Linked DNA regions of Homo sapiens: region 2 is linked to region 1. The links are chromatin contacts, found by Hi-C or POLR2A ChIA-PET in ENCODE. All regions are on one chromosome and are shown on one strand. The core of a region is the stretch at or near the end of the contact, and the rest is flanking DNA. Distances in the headings are between cores, read along the strand shown.

Region 1 (4,687 bases), core at 2,089-4,588:
AATATAGATGAATATAAAGCTGTCTAAAACAGAGGCCACACCACATCATCTGTTTGCCTCAGCCTTCCCTCTGCAGGATGATCCTGTAAGATAAAGTGTGATGGCTTTTTTCTTTCCTCTCAGCGTCCACACCATTATCCCAAATAGAAATCTATATGAAACTCTCAAAGGATAGCTTGCTTCAGGTGGAGGAGTGATGTGGGATTCTGTTTCCAGGGAACTAGGGAAAGGAATAACACTGGTAGATGGTAGGCCTTAGAAGAAAGTCATGAGAAGGAGCAGAGAATTTCATTCCAGACATGATTAGGAATCAGAACCAGCGGGGTTCAGATACATCCCTGGGACTTAGCCTTCCATGGTTCTTACTCCTAACACAGAAAAGCTGTGCTTCTCAGACTTTCGTGTCCATACAGATCAGCTGGGGGATTTTGTTAAAATGCAGTTTTAATTCAGTAGGTCTGATCTAGTTTGAGATTTGCATTTCTAACAAGTTCCCTTTGCTTCTGGTCTAAGGATCACCCTTTAAGTAACAAGACTCTTAACTATCCATCATTATGTAAAAAGAAGCAGGATAAGAAGATACTTAAAGTTAGGCCTACTAAATTTTTCAAGTTGATTTGTAGGTAATACAGACATCCCCTTTTCAAGTCATTCTCCTTCTGCTCCAGTTCCCCACTTCCCCTTCTCTCATGTCTGAAAGGTTGGCAGCCGTTTCATCAGTCCTCTCTGCTATAAATGAATCCAAGTTATCCTGGAATGAGGTCGCATTTTCCAAAAGCATGTTTCTAGTCTATGGTGAAGGGGGAGGGTCTACTTGAACAGTTGAGGCTTGGGAAGCATATTCTTTGTAAAACACAGCAGTGTCTGAGTAGAGTGTGGATCTGAGGACTTTCCCTAGGCAAAGGAAGTGGGGAGGCCCAGAGCAGCTGCGTGTGCTTTTCTAATCCAGCTCCTTGGATTTATAGAAATAGACCGCTGGCATGTTTAAGGCATCCCAGTTAACTGCAGCTGAGAAAAAGTCTCCATCATTTCTGACTGAGCTATCCAGCCTCACACCAAAGTCTCTGTCATTTCTATGGACCCCCAGAAGCTTAATCGTAGTTTGACTGGTGATGAATGGATTAATCCAGATTATCATCACGACTTCTTGAAATTACGTTCCCTGTAGATTTGGCTTTTCAGAAAGAGTCCACCTATCAAACATTCTGAATGCAATGAAAATATTTAAAGGTTTCCCAGAATTCATTTGAGAACAATCTAATTTAAAACTGCATATTTTTCCATGAATGTTTAGTGAGCCCTTGCTATGTGGACCCTGTGTTGAGTACTCGGGAATATAGCGGTGAACCAAATGAAGGCAGTAACTGCCCTCATGACCGTAGGGAACTGCCTGTGGTCTCTATCAGGGGGACAGCTTCTTAACAAGCTGTATTAGCTTGGGCTGCCAGGACAAAGACCACAGTCTGGATGACTTGAACAACAGACATTTATTTTTTCACAGTTCTAGAAGTTAAAAGTCCGGGATCAAGGTTCCAGGTGGTTTAGTTTCTGGTGAGGCTGTCTTCCTGGCTTAAAGATGGCCATCTTCTCACTACGTCCTTCACATGGACTTTCCATGTGAGAGGCAGAGAGAGAGAGCTTTCTGGTGTCTCTTCCTATAAGGATACTACTAATCTTATCATGTCATAGCCCCATCCTAAAAGACCCCACCCTAATGACCTCATTTAACGTGAAGTACTTCCTTAGTATCCCCTATCTCCAAATACAGCCACGCTGAAGTTAGAGCTTCAATATATGAATTTTGGGTGGACACGAACAGTCCATAGTACAAGTAAACACACAAGTAAATCCCAATTACAAAGCATAGTACATCCCAAGAAGGAAAAAGAGGCTCTTTTTAGAGCTACATTCCATGGAATTGTTATAGAAAGCTTACTTTTATTATCCACTAAAAATATAAATCAGAAGAGCCAGGAGTGTAAAATTGAGAATGATATTGTATTCTGTATTCTTTCTTGGAACGCTGAATCTATTTTGTTTGTACTTGCCTCAAGGCCCACATAATAATCTTTGACTTCCTTCAAGAGAATATGATCGTTTTGTAAAATGTAACTATGGCCATTGCCTGACTCTTGAAATGTAATTACATTTCTAAGTACTTCACTTTTTGGTATTCAGCGAAATGAGAGAAAGGAGAAAAAAAAAAAAAGCACTCTGTATAGAGTTTCATTCCCAATTTTTTTTTTCACATTTTGTTTAATATCTAAAGATTCTTGTTATAATGAATTTAAATCTTTTTTGTTATGGTGATTCTTTTTTAAGTAAAGGGGTAAAATTGAGAATGCACTGATGTGAATTTCAGTCTTTCAAACTGAAGTTTTAGAAATTAAATATAATGTCACTTTTTGGCAGAAGAAAATTAATGTGGGAAATTTTTAGAAGTTTTATCCAAACGAACACAAACTTGGCTAAGTACTGAGGAGACTGCTGAATGTAAGACCCTATGTTACGCACAGCTTGTAGTTATTCCCGATTGTAAGATGCACTATTAAAAGTTGTTTGTGGACAACAGGGGTCAGTGGTCTCCTTAACATCTGATGCCCATGTTACACTTTCCTGTTTCTATTGGGGAAGACGGGGGAGTCTCCTGTTCGAGAGAGGCCTGTCCCTCAGAGAACAAGAAAGATGTGCATCCCACTTTAACTGCTGAAGGAAGGAAAAGGAATTGGGAGGCCTAATGAACATGGAATTTGACTTTCACAATGTATTTCTCATGGATAGATTCTTGGAGAATGGTGTCTGTTTGGGGGCATTTAAGAGGGATATTGAAAGAGAAGAGCTGTTACAGATGGAGAACAAGATGGAGGGGGGCATACAATTCTGTAATGTGAAGAAGAGGCGGGTAGTAAGCTTAGTTCCCTTAGTTTCTACTCATAATACTGAATGAAGTGAGGTGAGGGGATGGGGGCAGTGCCTGAGTCTTTTCATATGCCTGATGCCCAGGTAGCTGAAATCCATGAAGGGATACAAGGTGTGGATGAATGGGTGAAAAATTCAGAATCTTAGAAATTGTACAACGTGAGAACAATCTTTAAAGCAGTTAGGACTCTCCATAGATAAATGAGCTGCCTGGAGTAGTGGAGGGAGTGATACTGGCATCTCTGTAGAGGTCCAATCAAAGCTTCATGACTGAGCAAAGGTATTTTACATGACTGAAAAAAAAATAAAGATCCTAGTGTCAAACAGCTGAACTACAGGCCCAGTAGTATCTCTCCCAATGTTGATATTCTATGATCTTTTTTTTTTCTCTCTACCACATTCCAAAGATATGACAAGGCTGGATGTCACTACTGACGTCGGCTCTCAGATCAGTCTGTGTCGTGGCTGATGGCTTCACCAGATCCTCAGAGACCAGGCTAGTTGCCCTGCAAATTATTCAAGATTCAATTTTCTCAGACTATGAACTTCCTTTGAATACCATAGTTATATAAGGCAGAATCTTTCATTTCCTAAACTGATTAATGATGATAAATAAGGCATTTAGAAAATAAACTATAGGTGGGGGTGGAGGGTTCTGATTAGGCATTATTTCAGTAACCTCACTGTTCCAGTAGTGGTCTTGGAGTATAATGCAGCATAGTGGCTAAGAACATTAGAATACAGTGCAGATAAAGCCCCTGCATATATGGCCAGCTGATTTTCTACTAATGTATGAAGGAAGTTCAATGGAGAAAGAATATTTTTTTCAGTAAATGGTGATGGAAACATTGATATAAAAAAACCTCAATAGATTGTAGACCTATGTGTAGAAGCTACAGTTTTGAAATTTGTTTAAGAAAACAGGGAAATCTTAGTAACTCTGGATTTGAAAAATACGTCTTGATTAGAAAATAAAATACATAAACTATAAGAGAAATAGATCAACAAATTGGGCCCCATAAAAATTAAAAGTGGTTGTTCTTCAAAAGACACTTTTGGCTGGGCCCAGTGGCTCATTCCTGTAATCCCAGCACTTTGGGAGGCCGAGGCGCGTGGATCACCTGAGGTCAGGACTTAGAGACCACCCTGGCCAACATGGTGAAACCCTGTCTCTACTAAGAATACAAAAATTAGCCGGGCATGGTGGCGGGTACCTGTAATCCCAGCTACTAAGGAGGCTGAGGCAGGAGAATCGCTTGAACCCAGGAGACAGAGGTTACAGTGAGCCGAGATTGTGCCATTGCACTCCAGACTGGGGCCTGGGTGACAAGAGTGGAACTCCATCTCAAAAAAAAAAAAAAAAACCACTTTATTTAAAAATAAAAATAAAAAGGCAGTCATAGACTGAGAGAAAATATTTGAAAAATATATACCTAACAAAAGACATGTGTCTAGAATATATAAAGAATTCTTAAAATTCAATAAGAAAATCCAATTTTACAATCAAAAATATTTGAATAGACACTTCACCAAATATGATATGTGGATAACAAATAAATACATTAAAAATGCTCAACATCATTAGAGAAGTTAAAGACTTGTATCTGAATGTTTTTAGAAAATTTATTTGTGATAGCTAAAAATTGGAAACAAGCGGCCCTCAACAAATATATAACAAAACAAATTGTGATATTGTCCTAGAATGGAATACTACTCGGCTATTCAAAGGAGTCAGCTGTTGATATGTGCCACAACATGATTGAATCCT
Region 2 (4,884 bases), core at 2,132-4,631, 38 kb before region 1:
CCCAGCTACTCGGGAGGCTGAGGCAGGAGAATGGCGTGAACCCGGGAGGCGGAGCTTGCAGTGAGCCGAGATCACGCCACTGCACTCCAGCCTGGGTGACAGAGCGAGACTCCGTTTTAAAGGAAAAAAAAAAAAAAAAGGAATCACAACTTGTTTTTGTTTTTTAATTTCCCTCTAAATTACATATCTTCATGGACTTAGCTCTCTCTTATTGTTGCTCACTGTGGAACCCAAGAGAAATTTGAAATTAAATTCTCCTTGTAAACTTTTGGATGAGGTTTTTTTGGTTTGCTTACATTGCAGAATTGTAAGCAAAATGTTGAACATTGTATAACTCTTCTTGGTGTAGATATAGGTTCATTGCTTAACATTTTGAGGTGATAATCCATATATATATATATATATATATATATATATATATATATATATATATGTTTTGAGACAATTTGTCTTTGAGACATGAGTCAGCTTCAAGTTCCTGTGTATAGGTGTGTAAATTTGGGTTAGATATTTAATGTCTGTAAGACTCGGTTTTGTCATCTGTAAAATGAACATAATAATAAGTCTCAGTTTTCATGTCTGTACAATGAGCAACTTCTAAAAGTGTTATAATAATTAAATAAGCTAATACATATAAAATTCTTAGATATGCCTGTCAAAACCTAAGAATAAAGCACATGTTCACTTTTCTGTGAAAACTAATGGAACTTACTTTGGGAAATACTGGCTCTATTCTTTTACTAAGTTTTCAAACTTGTGATATTGATTATATTTGGCCTGACTGTGGCAGAATTGTCTCGATACAATGACATAATCATGGATGATCAGTCAAAAAATCTGAATAATTGTTCTAGTCATTCCTTTTCTAGCTGCCTGACTTTGGACCAGTCATTTACACCTCTGAGTCTTGTTTCTTTTGTCTTCTAGTGAAGAAAAGTGGTCCTCTTCCTTTACAGGATGAACAGAAGGATGTTTCTCTGTATTGGCTGTGTTAGGTGTTTTGCGGATTACAAAGTACTATATATGTCTTTTTATTATCTCAGTTTTATCACTTCCTGTTTTGGGTTGGGCAGAATGTCAGAGAGACCCAGTACCCCACTGTTGTTGCTGTATTGTACTCAGGACATCAAGGCTATGAGCTTGAGTCAGCCTTTCCAAGGCCACCATTGTCCCAATGGTTATGGAGCTGTGCCTGGGTTCTGTGGAACCTGTAGGGAAAATGTGAATCAGTGGGCTGTTTTACTTGGCTGCTAAATTTGGTTCACTGTTTCATAAATCAGAACAAGTCTGTCTAGAATGGTTCTGGTTGCCATCAGCAACCAGGGTCATAGAATTCAAGGACATCAGATATGTAAGAGAAATGGAAAATAACTTTTCAAAGGAATGCCTTCTGCAAGAATCCCGAGGCTAGTTGAAATACTAAAGAAAGCTAAATAGAAACTATAACTTCAAGCTTGGAATTTCCTGCTTGTTACTTGGATGTTGTCATGAGGACTTGGTCCAAGATTTTGCTTTCCTGGGTGGAAGAAATAGTGTCAGTATTGGATTACTGATTAGTGTCTTTGCAATGTACAGAGCTCCATAGTTCCAGTCAGTAGAGCAGATGTTAATTTTCCAGAGAAACACATTCTCGATTCTGGTTTTACAGTGTATCAGATTGTCACCTATTGCTCTATATCAATGTTTGTGGAATTCTTAAAATTAATCAAAATTATTTTAGTTCATGCTAGCTACATAGCACCACTTTTTTATTCTTGGGAGCCAAGTTGATAATGGGAAAAGGATGTGAAATTTTTATCATGTAAAATGAAAACTAAATGACTTCATGAGAATTTTTCAGTGAGCCATTTAAACTTATAGCGTATAATCTTCAATTTTAATGAAATTTTCATTAATGATTAATGTGGTGAATTTTTCTAAAACTTACCAAAAAAGCCACCAGCATATTAATTATTTTCAGTGTATCTACTGCAAATCATTTTGACAACAATGTTAAACCAAACCCAAAACAAAGCAAACAAACACTGTAAATAGTAGCAATCACTTTTTTTCTTCCACTCAGTCACATTTTCAGCAGTGCCATCTACTCTCTCTCTTCTCCATCCTGGACACCTTTGATGACTTCAGTTTCTGAAGATGACTTGTGGTTCATCACGATCCTTCCTTTTTATCCACTCTCCAGCTACCAATGCCTGTGAGTTCAACAACCGTGAGGACACTGCCTTAATAATTTTCCTTTAATTTTCTCAGATTTCTTTATCTGATTTCACCCTTTCTAGCTATCCAGCAGAACTTTCCTCTATGGCCTTCGTTCCTCTTTCCCTTTCTCTCCAGACCAACCCCCAACTCATGGCCAACCTCTTTAGCTAGTCACGTGTATAGAAGGGTAGGGCCATTTGCATTGCAATAAGGATTGATGATCATTCTTTTCCTCAACTGTCTGTCTTGTCAAGCTTTACAGCACTCCACCACTGTTCACTGAGCACTGCAGACAAATGACACAGAGCTATGTCTCTGCCGTCTACTATGTATTCGCACTGCATGATCACAACTAAGGTTTTAGAGTTGTTTATCAATTTTCTATTATCGTTGCTTAGTATTATTTCTTAGAATTGATGTCAGAATTATTTCTACTTCTCAAACTGTGTCCCTTCATTCTTTTCATGATTTTATCTCCCACACTACTAAGGAAAGCTCTAATAAAGGGAGGAATTTTGGGTGGTGAATTGGAGTAGGAGAAGAGAGATCACATGTATGAGACACTAAGCAGGTGAAATTAATAGGTGTTTGTATCATTTTTGGGGGGGATTAGAAAGTAAAGGAAGGGGATCAGAATTGACTCGGAGATTTAAAGCCTGGGTGATTGATGGATTGTGGTTCTATGAGCAAAAACAAGAACTACAGGAGCGGATGTAGAATAGGAAGGAAGGATATTATTTTCCTTTGCCCCTTCTTTTCCTCTTTGTCTTTTTAAAAGTCTCATTATCTTTGCTTAATTGCCTTAAATAAAATATAAAAATTTACTGCTTGAAATGAATGAGCTTTCAAAATAAAAGGGCACATACCAGTAAGACTGAAAAGAGTTCAGATCCCAGCTTCCCGAAAGAATAATCCTCTTAATAAGGCAGCTGTAAGCTCTCTAATGCTGGATAACTAGAACAGCACTCTGCCTTTGGAAAAATGCCATAAGTCCCTTGCACTTTTCCTTATTTTTAAAGATAGCCATGTAAGCAAGATGTAGCTCCTAATGAGAGTATTTTCTAGACTTCGTTCCTTGCCTTAAGCACTAGCTATTTTGCTAAGCAACTGTCTTCTTGGAGGGTTTTGCTTTTTAGCAAACCAAAGATTGACAAAGTTGGTGAGGAAGTGACTCATGGCATTGGGGTTATTTTAGTATAAACTACTTGCCCTGAGTACATGGCCCTTTTATACTATTTCAGCTGAAGTATTTCTCCTTTGATAGAAATATAGAGTTGCTAAGACCAACTGGATTTTTTTTTTTTTTTGACGGAGTCTCGTTCCATCGCCCAGGCTGGAGTACAGTGGTGCAATCTCAGCTCACTGCAATCTCTGCCTCCTGGGATCAAGCCATTCTCCTACCTCAGCCTCTCAAGTAGCTGGGACTACAGGTGTCCACCACCATGTCCGGGTAATTTTTGTATTTTTAGTGGAGACGGGGTTTCACCATGTTGACCAGGCTGATCTCAAACTCCTGACCTCAGGTGATCCACCCACCTCGGCCTCCCAAAGTGCTGGGATTATAGGCGTGAGCCACTGCGCATGGCTGGAAAACATTTTTACATGTAAGACATGGCCCCACTTATTTAATGCACATCAGTAAAACCTAGTTCCACGTTGTTCCTATTCTAATACATCAGGTTATGCTCTCTCTTCCCTTTCTTTAATATCTCAGCCTCTTTGCATGTAACATTTCCTACTTCACAGAGAATGTCAAAACAAAACAAAAGAAACAAATATGGCATCTCCAACATCTCTTTGCTTTCACACTGTCAGAATACTGTTTTCCTCTGCCAGCCTATGTACTCTTTAAAAAGCCTCATTTGCCATCATTCTTTTCAGAATTATCAGGTACTCTATTTGTTAAGGATCTGGCTTGTGCCATCTTTCCTTTGAAACTTATATTGATTGGTATTTATAAAGAAAACTTTCTAGTACAATATATATAAGCAAATAGCCATTTACAGACATTAAGATGTAATCACCTGTCCTAAATTGATATTGTAGTAACACTTCCTTTCTTTTCTTAGTAATAATGGGAAATAGGGGCATCCTATTATATCATTTCATTAACTATGAATTATGCAGAAGTGTAAAGTTGAGAGTGTATAGTCATTAAAAGAAGTTACTGTTAAGGTAACAAATGTGTCCACTTCGTGTTTCCATATGGCAATCATGACTCTTAGAACCACTTCCATCAATCTGAATGCTTTATATCAGACCAGAAAGCATTTAGCAAATTTGAGCTTAATGCTGTACCTTGGTAAACACAATCCAGAAGCTAAAATGGTCTCCACAAATCCAAATCAATACTAAAAGCCAACACATAATTTTTGGATTACTTGGCTTTTGATTTTTTGTGGCTGAAATTCCTCTTCACTTGCACAATAAAAAACTAGCTTTGATATTTATTTTATTTATAGAACAAACATTATATTCCAAATAAGACTGAATACCTGTGTTGGCAGGTAGAAAGAAGCACAGTCATACCTTATTTGTTCATAGTTTTGAGAGATGGCAGGCGGAATAAAAAAATAATACATGAGAAGGCTATGATAGTATTGATGAGGGAGTAGGTAACTGAGTGAATGAAGGAAACTTCTGTGAGAAATTGACACTGAAGTTACGTCTTGCAAAGGAGTAAAA

The links. Hi-C counts contacts between places; a loop is a spot of excess contacts on that map. ChIA-PET counts read pairs that join two places held with the same protein, here RNA polymerase II (POLR2A). Pooled maps may share reads with other maps.
Region 2: a pooled map shows a loop between it and region 1 (2.9-fold over the local background). The contact joins two enhancer-like sites. A Hi-C loop is called at or near these places in 2 of 168 maps with a recorded cell type or tissue (IMR-90 and pancreas), 6 of 37 single-sample maps with no recorded cell type and 5 of 50 pooled maps. POLR2A ChIA-PET finds 5 or more read pairs at or near these places in 11 of 52 experiments (A673, AG04449, AG04450 and 8 more).

The regions. Positions count from the first base shown.
Region 1 is chr3:190,053,047-190,057,733 of GRCh38, reverse strand. The region is part of intron 1 of P3H2 (prolyl 3-hydroxylase 2); the gene reads left to right. Among named protein-coding and RNA genes, the nearest start is that of P3H2, 66 kb to the left of the region's middle. Within about 2 kb of position 3,338, at least 3 of the 41 ENCODE cell types and tissues checked have a DNase peak (open chromatin) inside an H3K27ac peak, as active enhancers do; they include A673, where a contact is called at or near this core.
Region 2 is chr3:190,090,853-190,095,736 of GRCh38, reverse strand. The region is part of intron 1 of P3H2 (prolyl 3-hydroxylase 2); the gene reads left to right. Among named protein-coding and RNA genes, the nearest start is that of P3H2, 28 kb to the left of the region's middle. Within about 2 kb of position 3,381, at least 3 of the 41 ENCODE cell types and tissues checked have a DNase peak (open chromatin) inside an H3K27ac peak, as active enhancers do; they include A673, where a contact is called at or near this core.